2 separate regions of the Homo sapiens genome follow, and region 2 is linked to region 1. A link is an interaction called in ENCODE POLR2A ChIA-PET data of the cell type or tissue named here. Cell type or tissue: HepG2. All regions are shown on one strand. Links, peaks and the distances in the headings refer to the core of each region. The heading gives the core; the rest is flanking DNA.

Region 1 (5,388 bases), core at 134-5,133:
GAAGACAATGCAACTGGGAGTCCAAGGAGAGGATGAGGGGCTCGATTTGAGAAGTGGGAAAGAAAAGCAGAGAAGGGAGAACAGACTGGGAGGAGACCTGCTGGAGGGGAAGGCTGTAGACCAAAGAAGCAAGGATGGGGAAGCGGGAGGCCCTGCTCTAACCACTCTTAGGACCAGGCTTCCTGTCTCCTGGCTGTCTGCAATTCCTGAAATATTGCCTTTCATCCCACCATTAGAGGTTACAAAGTATGTCTGGTGTTTTCTACCATCTGAGGGTCTCATAAAGCCAAGCATAACCAACTATCAAATAGAAGCAAATCATTCCTTATTAGGCAGGAGACAAAAAGAAGCCCTTGTTAGGAGTCCCTGAGGAGTGAGGACAACATGATGGGTAGGAAAGTGAAAGGGGACATGTGGAGTCTGCAAGGGGCTGGAAAGGTTAGTAAGGCTCTGCCAAGAGGGGGGTCCTGGGAGCACTGGTCAGGGAGGCACAGGAATCTTTATGTGTGATTTTGTCGGCCCTGGCTATCTGCAGCTGTGGGTGACAAGAGGTGCCCCGCTGGTGCTCTGCAGTCAGGCACCATGGTCTAACCACAATGTCAGGTGGTTACACCAAAGTGGACAGACACCTGAGCCATTCCCTGCCCTGACTCCATGGCGCCCTGTCAGGGAGGTTAGGTAAGTTCAAATCCTTTAACATACTATTAAGGTCTCTGTTGATGTGGCCACGGCCACCTCTCAAGCCTCATTTCCTACGACCATGGCCTCTTCCCACACTTCTTGTGGTCCCCTCTTCTCTAAACCCCCTACTGGTGAGAATCTGATTCTTTGGCTTGATATGCTGCCCTTCTCTTTCCTCACCTGGCCAGCCTCTTCAAAACTGAACCTGCGGCTACTTCCTATTGGCATCTTTCCAGACCCCCTTTCTGCCTCAGAGATTTATTTAGCTTCCCTTCACCCATGCCTGTATCATCTCAAGGGATTTGCCTTTGCTGTACTGTTATCATTGATTTGCTTGTCTGTCTCTCAGACCTAATAATTTCCTGAAGGCAGAAACTATGACTTAATTATTCACTCATCAGTGAGGACCTACTTGGGGATATGGAAATTCAAAAGGCATGGTCCTGTTCTTGGGACATTATAACCTATTGTCTAGTATGCAGTCGTTGTCGAATAAATGAATGAAGAATGAATGAATGTTTACATACTGCCAGCACCATCAACACTTACAAAGTGAACGTATAAGACTCTCTCAAGTCAGACACATAAATTTTCCTCAGATCACTTTTATTGTAATCATTCAAGGGATTAGACAGTTTTCTCCCGGATAGTGTAACCCAAACCCAGCCACCCTGTATACGCAGAAGAGTGACAGATGAGCTCCCAGAGTTCATGAAGCAGCCATGTAAACGGAAAGAACATTGACTGGCGTGGGAGTCAGGAACGTGAAATCCCAAGCCTGGAACTGCTCCTGTGGTCTCAGACAAGGCACTAATTATCTCTAAGCCTACAATGCCAGGACTACGTGATCTTACATTTCCTTCATACTCTAGAAATTTAGACTTATTTATGTTCCTTTCATGTAACTTTGGTTAAAGTAGAAATGTTAAAAAAAAAAAAAAAAGACATAGATTGGTTTGTGTGTTTGTTCTGAACTTTTTTTATTTTATTTCTTTTTATTTTTTATTTTTATTTTTATTTTTTGTTTTTATTTATTTATTTATTTTTTATTTTTTAACCTAGGGGTGTCCCTAGGTTGCCCAAGCTGGTCTTGAACTGGGCTCAAGCAATTCTCCTGTCTCAGCCTCCCAAAGCTCAGGGATTACAGGCATGAGCTACTGCACCCCAGTCTGTTTTGAACTTAACATAGCTATTAATATTTAATTGGTGTGGCAGAGACTGCTATTTTGCCTACCCAGTGTCCATTCTCTCTTACTCCTCACAGAGAGTCCAAATTTGTTAAGGCAGCAATGTGCTCACTAAAATATTTTTCCCAGCTTCCCCTGGAGCAAGGGTGGCCCTATGACACAGTCATGGCCAAGGACACGTAAATGGAAGGGGTTCGCATCATAATCCTGAAAGACAAAATTCTGAACGCCATAGTTCCAAATGTTGAAATCCCGAAAGATCAAAATCCCTAAAGTCTAACATCCCCAAAATCACAATCATAGGATAGCTACATCATGTTAGGTGGAACTATTACCTTGTTATTGTCTTTATTTGGAAATTAAGTATGGTTTAAGGAAATGCATATGAGTGATAAACTGACATGGGGTGAACTTGTGGACTTAAATTCAGGTGTCAATTTGACTGGATTAAGGAAGACTTAGAAACCTAGTAAAGCATTATTTGGGGGTGTGTCTGTAAGGCTGTTTCCAGGAGAGATTAGTGTGTGAGTCTGAGTGGATTATGTGAAGATCTCGCCTGAATATTGGCGGGCACCATCTAATCAGCTGGGGCCCCAGACAGAACAAATACAGAAGGTGAATTGTTCTCTCTCTGAGAGCTAGCATAGGCTTCTTTTTCGCTGCCTTGGACATCAGAACTGGAGGCCTCCAGCCTTTGGACTCTGGGACTTACGCCAGCAGTTCCCAGGTCCCGGCCTTTCAGCCTCAGGCTGAGAGTCACATCATTAGCTTCCCTGGTTCTGAGGCCTTTGGATTTGGACTGAACCACTATACCAGCATCCCAGGGTTTCCAGCTAGCAGACAGCCTGTTGTAAGACTTCTCAGCCACATAATCGCATGAGCCAATTCCCCTAATAAATGCCCTCTCATGTATATATGCATATTCTATTAGTTCTGTCTCTCTGGAGAATCTTGACTAATACAGATTTGGTACTGGCAAAGCCAAGTATCATTCCTTCTTACTGTATTCCTTACAACACAACAGAAGAGACTACGAAATGTTCCCTTGCAAAAGGGCTGTGATAAGTTAAATATACAAGGTTACTAAATGGTGAAAGATAAAAGTTTAAAAGCTAATTATTATTGGTGCTGCACAAGCAGAAAATTGCTTAACTGCAGCAGCCAAGCAACAAGCAGACTTTCAGATGGATAGCATATACTTACAAAATCTGTAGACCACAACCACCCTCCAAATACAAGTGCAGCAAGTGTTTCAAAGATCACAGAAAACACAGGCCAAAAGTGCAAGAAATCTCCCCGGCCAAATTATTCAATCATGTAAGACTTCTGCCCCTTCACGTATAGCACCATGCTTCCATTCAAAAAACGCCCTCCAGCAGAAAATAAAAAGAATTCAACAAGCTCAGTGACCTTCTGAACCAAAGATACTTGTTGATACTGAGGTTCTTCAATGTTAAAAAACAAACAAACAACATTAAATGGTGAACTATTCTTGATTAGTTATTTGACTGTCAAAGACAGATTTCTTATATTTACCACTAAATCTAACACAGAAGAACTAGCACATGCTTCACGTTAGCTAATAAACTGCACTTTCAAAATCATTCCCACTGTTTATCAACTATATACAATTCATGTCCCTGTTAGATCTGAAAATTCTAGAACTTATCCACTCAATTATGTATTAATGACAAGAAAAAGTAAAACACTTAATAAATGCTTATTTGGGCCAGGTGCAGTGGCTCACACCTGTAATCCCAGCACTTTGAGGAGCCGAAGTGGGTGGATCACTTGAGGTCACGAATTTGAGACCAGCCTGGCCAATGTGGTGAAATCCTGTTTCTACTAAAAATACAAAAAAAATTAGTCAGGCATGGAGGCGCACACCTGTGATCCCAGCTACTCGGGAGGCTGAGGCGGGAAAATCATTTGAACCCGGGAGGCGGAGGTTGCAGTGAGCTAAGATCATGCCATTGCACACCAGCCTGGGTGACAAGAGCAAAACTTGTCTCAAAAAAAAAAAAAAAGAATTCTAAAAGGAATTTCAAAGTGTTACCAATAAAGTTTGTGTTTCCCATTCAGCCTAATGCATTTGGCAGGAAATTCAGATGAGCTGATTGGCTACAATGATATGGCAATGATACAAACTTCAGTTAAAAGCGTCATTTGCCTGCACTGGCATTCCTTTCAGCAAGATGACATTCCAGAAGCTTTTAATGAATTAAAGCCATATTGCCTGAAGAAGCCAGCAATGTACTGACTAGTTCAAAAATAATTATGTGCACAATAGGATAAGAAGACACTTAATGCAATGGTGTTGCTGTTTCATCACCAGTATTGCTTCTGCCAAATTTGTGGTCTCTGTATGAGTACATGTAGAATGAATTTCCACCTACTCACAATACAGAAGCATGGCACAGAAAACGGGGAAATTTAATAGGCAATGCTCATGTTGTTGTATATGGAATCATACAAGAATTTCAAAAAGAACAGTACCACATATAGAAGGAATGTGAACATATTCTCCAACGAGAGCCATGTCCGAAAAGACAAAAAGCAGCTATTCATCAAGATGCAACACTTCAAAATACAGTTAATGATCATGAAAGTCGGCCAGTTCTTACAGACTACCTCCATGCAACTGCCATAATATATCCCTGTAACACACATTGTCATATGTCAATTTTTTTTTTTTTTTTTTTTTTTTTTTTTTTAGTTTTCCTATTCTTAAATTGGCAGCTCTATTTTTTTTTTTTTTTTTTTGAGACAAGGTCTTGCTGTGTTGCCCAGGCTGGAGTGCAGTGGTGAGATCACAGCTCACTGTAACCTCTGCCCCCTGGGCTCCGGTAACCCTCCCACCTCAGCCTCCCTAGCAGCTGGGACCACAGGTGCGCACCACCACACCTGGCTCATTTTTATATTAAATTTTTTGTTTGTAGAGATGGGGTTTTGCCATGTTGTCCAGGCTGGTCTTGAAGTCCTGAGCTCAAGCGATCTACCTCAGCCTCCCAAAGTGCTGGGATTTCAGGCTTGAGCCACCATGCTGGGCCAAGCACTATTTATCTTACAATGTGCTATGCTATGTATTTCATCTTATCATTTCCAAAACTGGAGGTATAAACATCGGGAAGACTTACAGAGTTCTAATTTATTTTATGTACTTTTTGCAAATTTGACTCCAAAAAGGTACATTACCACAATGTTGACTGTGTGTAAGCACTGTCTGTGTACATAAAAGCACTGAAATGTCCTTAATAAATGAAGAGATATCCTTTTCATACATCTGCATTTGTGAAAAATAAAATTTCTCAAGATCTTAGTAGCTCTTTGGACTGCATATGCAGTGATGACCCATCACGGTTTTGATGGATGTCATCAAAAGACTGAGGTTGTCTGTCACAGTATTTCAGATGACCTCAGTTGTAAAAGCTATTTCTTCCTGAATATGGTTCATCTGCTCATAACTGTTATACCCATGAAACTGTCATTAGTATACCTGAGTGTTTCCGTTTGCAAAAAT
Region 2 (5,388 bases), core at 56-5,055, 78 kb after region 1:
TAGATATGGCCATACAGCTTTCCAAATTGCTGTACCACTTTACATTTCCATTCCAATTTACACTTTGAATAGCAGTGCAGGAGAATTTCAGCTATCCTACATCCTCATACTTGGTATTTTTCATCTTTCTCATTTAGCCATTCTAGTGAGTGTACAATGGTACCTCATTTTTATTTTAATTGAGTGGCCATATTTTTAAAATACTTCAGATAAGCAACAAAGGAGGAAATCTTCAAACTATAAAACCAGGAAAACTGTATTTATCAATTTCCATCTCCATCACAGAAACCTTCTCCAAAAGTACAGGTAAGTCCATCTAATTTAAATATGACCAAGAGAGAACAATTAAAAAGCACAGTAAGAAAAAAAGATGAGAACTGTAACATATTTCAAAAGGAATAAGAGGAATTAAGAAAATAGCCAGGCACAGTGCCTCATGCCTGTAATCTCAGCACTTTGGGAGACCAAGGCAGGAGGATCACAAGCCCAAGAATTCAAGACCAGCCTGGGCAACAAAGTGAAACCTGTCTTTAAAAAAAAAAAATTCAGCTGGTAGTGGTGGCACACATCCACAGTCCTAGCTACTTGGGAAGCTGAGGTGGGTGAATCCCTTGAGCCTTGAATGACAGAGAAAGGCCCTGTCTCAAAAAGAAAAAAAAATGAAAAAAGGGGAAAAAATTTTTAAATGATAGAAGCTATGGAAGAACAGCATACATCAGAAATTGAAAAACTAAAAAATGAATCTTGCCAGATAACAAGAGGATGTACAATAAGAAATGACAAAGTTCATGACAGAACAGGAAAGAAAAAACTCAGAAAGGAAGTGAAAACTAAAAAGAACACTAAACTTAATAGATAGGTACCACCAGATACGGTGGCTCACACCTGTAATCCCAGCACTTTGGGAGGCTGAGGCAGGTGGATCATTTGAGCCCATGAGTTTGAGACCAGCCTGGGTGACATGGTGAAACCCTGTCTCTACAAAAAACACAAAAATTAGTAGGGCATGGTGATGCACATCTGTAGTCCCAGCTACTTGGGGCTAAACTGGGAGGATCACCTGAGGCCAGAGACGTTGACACTGCTGTAAACCATGATGGTGCCACTGCATTCCAGCCTGGGTGACAGAGACTGTCAAAAAAAAAAAGCGATAGATACCATGAAAAATACATTGAACACACTAAAGCATAAAATAGAAAAAAACATAAAAATAGAGCAAATATAAAAAATAAGAAAAAATAATACTAAGGTATAGACATAAGAAGATCCAACATACATATAATAGGAGGCCCCAAAGAGAGAAAATGAAAACAATGGAACACATTACTAAAAAACTATAATTGATGAAAATATGAAAAAACACTTGAGCCAATGTAATAAAAAACACTGTGTATCTAGGAGAATTAACAGGGAATGGTCAACAGACATTCTAGTAAAATTATTGGCTTTAAATATGAAGAAAAAGCCCTTGGGTATCTAGGCAAAAAGATAAAATTAAAGAAAGAAAATCATATTGGTATTACAGTTTGACAACAACACATTTTACCAGAATAGAATATGACTCAGCAAACTAAGGCCTATGGACCAAATCCAGCCCACTGCCTGGTTCTGTAAATTAAGTTTTATTGGAACAGTCAGGCTAGTTCATTTACACACTATCTATAGCTGCTTTTGCAATGCAATGGCACAGTTAAGTAATTGTGAGGGAAACCAGTGATCCATAAAACCTAAGATAATTATTATTCAGTCTTTTACAGAAAAAGTTTGCCAACTCCTGCAAGAGAGTAACATTTTTAAAGATAGTTGAGGGGAAAAAAAATGTGAGTCAAGTATTTTTATTCAGTCAAAGTGACCTTGAACTATAAAAGCCACAGATAAACAGTGTTAAATATGAAAAGCAAGGGATACATTTCACATGAGCCACTACAAGAATTCAATGAACTTCAGACTACTAGATGATTACAGAAGCTTTACCGTAAGGACTTCTGTTGCACACTGAATATATTTAAATGAAAAACTAAGACTAATGCAAAGGTAACACAGTAGCATATGATTCACATATGGCAAACAGACAGAATTGAGAAATCTTGGGCAGCAAGAACTGACTGACCCAGGGGCTTGATTATGTATGGAAAATGGGATTAAGAATAAAGAAGGAATCAGAGATAACTCCTAAATTTCTGGACTGGGAAAATGGATGGAAGGTGGTACCAACTCACTGAGCTAAGGAATAAAAGAAAAGACACAGATGTGAAGAGGACAATAAGTCTGGGGCATGTTGAATGTGAAATGCTTGTGGAAAATTAAGTGAATATATCCAGTCGTAGTAGGACACAAAGATGTGGATTTCAGGAGAAAAGCCCCGACTAGATATTAGATTCAGGAATCATCAGACATGCGTGAAAAGAACAAATAGTGCATAACTTACCATGAGAGCAGCAAGACCAATAGCTGAAAAAAAAAAAGCACTAAAAGAAACAAGTCCTCAGAACTCAGAAGAAAATAACAGCATTAGCACTTCCACTGAATTTGGCCACAATAATATTCTCCAGTATTCCAAAACAACTATTAAGAATTTTGGCCAGGCACAGTGGCTCAGGCCTGTAATCCCAGCACTTTGGGAGGCCCAGATAGGAGGATATCATGAGCCCAGGAGTTCAAGACCAATCTGGGACACACAGGCCTCATCTCTACAAAAAAAAAAAAAAAAAAAAGTGAGCTGGGCTCTGGGTGTGCACCTGTGATCCCAGCTACTCAGAAGGCTGAGGTGAGAGGACTGCTTGAGCTCAGGAGGTCGAGGCTGCAGTGAGCTGTGATCACGTTAGTGCGCTCCATCCTGGGCAACAGAAAAAGATCCTGTCTCAAACAAACAAAAAAAGGATTTTGTACTTTAAGTCATTAAAAATAAAGCATTTAAAAACAATGAATATGAAGAGTGAAAAACAAAAAGCCTTTAGCTACTTTATTTTTAATGACTATATATAGAGTTGATCATATTGCTATGTATTGGGGCCTGGGATTCAAGTGAAAAATTGCCAACAAAATCCCACATGTGGAGTGAGGTATGTATGTACATATGTAGGTAGGTAGGTATACATGCATGAAAGGCAGTAGGTAGAGGGATGGACTGTGTTATAGGCTGAACTGTATTCCTCTCAAATTCATCTGTTCACATCCTAAACCCTGGTACCTCAGAATGTGACTTATAGGGGAAGTAAGGCCTGGAATAGAGGTAATTAAGGTAAAATGAAGTCATATGTGTGTGCCCTAATCCAATGTAAGTGATGTTCTTAAGAGGAAATTAGGACACACACATACACAGAGGGAAGACCAAGTGAAGCCACCTTAGGAAGACAGCCATCCATCAGCCAAGAGAGGGGCCTTAGAAGAACCTAACCCTGCCAACACTTTGAGCTTATACTTCTAGCCTCCAGAATTGTCAGAAAATAAATTTTTGTTGTTTAAGACAACCAATCTGTGATTCTTTGTTATGGCAGCCCTAACAAATTAATACAAGCTGAGAAGAGGAAGTAGTCCTAGCTGGTTAAGAATTCACACATATTGTCAACTCCGTCCCAGAAATATGAAGTCCTATAACAGAAAAAAGGATAGAGCTTTTGATATATGGTGATTATGCCTTAAATCATGCAAGGAAAATATTTTTAAAATAATAAGTATTTCCAGAGGAAAATATAAGAAAAAACTGAAGGGACAGAATATTTGCAATTAAAAAAGGACAGAAAAGGTTAAAGCAGTATCAGTTTTGAAGAAAACCAAGAATAAAAAGAGAAGCCAACCAAGAAGTATCCTATGCATGAAATGAAAGTTAACCAAAGAGTAAATGAATCATCTAAAAACAATCCAGAGAAGCAAGGGAAAGCAATGGAAGCAACTTTGGATAATTATTTAGAATTAAAAAGAGTTATGTGTATGTTAAGTTCAGCTAATGAAATCCTTGATGATTAACAAACAAAAAACATTTTCAGGCATCAAGTGAAAATATATTTCCAGTAGGTTTTAATGGAATTTTGGTTCTTTGCAGGTTTCTTAAGGAAAAAAAAAACAAAAAAAACAAAAAAAAAAACCAGCTAATAATTACTAGCCATTCCATACATATTACTTTTTGTCCTATCTCTGGAGCTAAAGAGGCCATAGATTTCCAGAGGAGAGTAAGGTGAAGGAGAAAGCTATTCTCTAACTTGCAGCAACCAAGGGGGGAGCTACTCCCTGGTGCTAGGTTGGCCAAAGTTCATGCAGAGAAGAAAAAAAGCTAGAGTAGAAATTCAGCATTTTATGGTAAGATTTTTAATGTTTTTAAATATTGCTTCAACGTTTTAACGTCTTCTTAAACTTTTTTAAAGTTATGGCTGGACGTGGTGGTTCACACCTATAATCCTAGCACTTTGGGAGGCCAAGGCAGGAAGATCATTTGAGTCCAGGAGTTCAAGACCAGCCTGGGCAACACCGCAAGACCCCATCGCTACAAAAAATAAGAAAAATTAGCTAAGTGTGATGGCACGTGCCTGTAGTCCCAGCTACTTGGGAGGTTGAGATGTGATCCTTTGGGCCCAGGAGTTTGAAGAGGCAGTAAGCTATGGTTGCACCACTGTATTCCAGCGTGGGTGACAGAGTGCGACTGTGTCTCTAAAAAACATAATGTTATATCTCACATCAAAGTTGTATAATTTCTTTTGATACATAATGTTACTTCCTTTCAGTATAAGAATATCACTGTTGTCCTAGACCAAGATTCTTTGCTTTCCATATTATTTTCAAGTGTAATAACATGTTTCTGAAATACATCTTCTTTGTCACTAGAGCCATTAGCATTACCACTATGAACACTAACGGTGAAAAAGCTCTCCAACTGTTTAAGTGTAAGACTTTGCAAAACAAACTTGAATACGGCTGCATAATTTGCCTTTCTCCAGAAAAGCCTATTAAACTTTGTTGGCATTGGATACAAAATAAAATTCAAAAATTTGCATTTTCAGTACTTTTCGTTTCTTGACCTTTATTTGAATTTGAGACTAAGCTTTACCAAACAACAGAATTTACACAGTAACTAGCCAACCACAGTCCTCATTATGGAATCTATGCAGTGCATTTGTTACCTAGGAAACGGACCAGAGCACAGGCAGAGTGCAATTTCAGTCTAGCAAAAGAATTCTCCAATCATGCTAGTAAATAAAGTCCATAAATCAACTAATCAGAAGCAAAGTCAAGAAGTATCACGTAAGAGTTAAGCTCAATGGAAACTTTTTTTAAAGGAAAAAAAGAAACCTGTGGGGCTTCCTCAGGCAACTATGTAGATCTCTTAAGTAAATATTATGAGCAGGTTTCTTTACAAACACAAACTGTCAGAAAATAAACTGTTCAAAATAAATG

What was found. Peaks named below come from ENCODE experiments on the same cell type or tissue, not always from the same donor. Only the 100,000 strongest peaks of a DNase experiment are listed, where the experiment ranks them.
Region 2: POLR2A ChIA-PET joins it to region 1 with 6 read pairs; 4 of 35 experiments call an interaction of 5 or more read pairs at or near these places.

The regions. Positions count from the first base shown.
Region 1 is chr9:112,568,131-112,573,518 of GRCh38, reverse strand. The region is part of intron 1 of KIAA1958; the gene reads right to left. Among named protein-coding and RNA genes, the nearest start is that of HSDL2-AS1, 83 kb to the right of the region's middle. In HepG2, for the core only: no CTCF peak of the experiment used is centred there; a DNase peak (open chromatin) is centred at 2,518.
Region 2 is chr9:112,490,243-112,495,630 of GRCh38, reverse strand. All of the region lies in intron 1 of KIAA1958, which reads right to left. Among named protein-coding and RNA genes, the nearest start is that of HSDL2-AS1, 5.3 kb to the right of the region's middle. In HepG2, for the core only: no CTCF peak of the experiment used is centred there; a DNase peak (open chromatin) is centred at 1,970; H3K4me3 peaks cover 504 bases.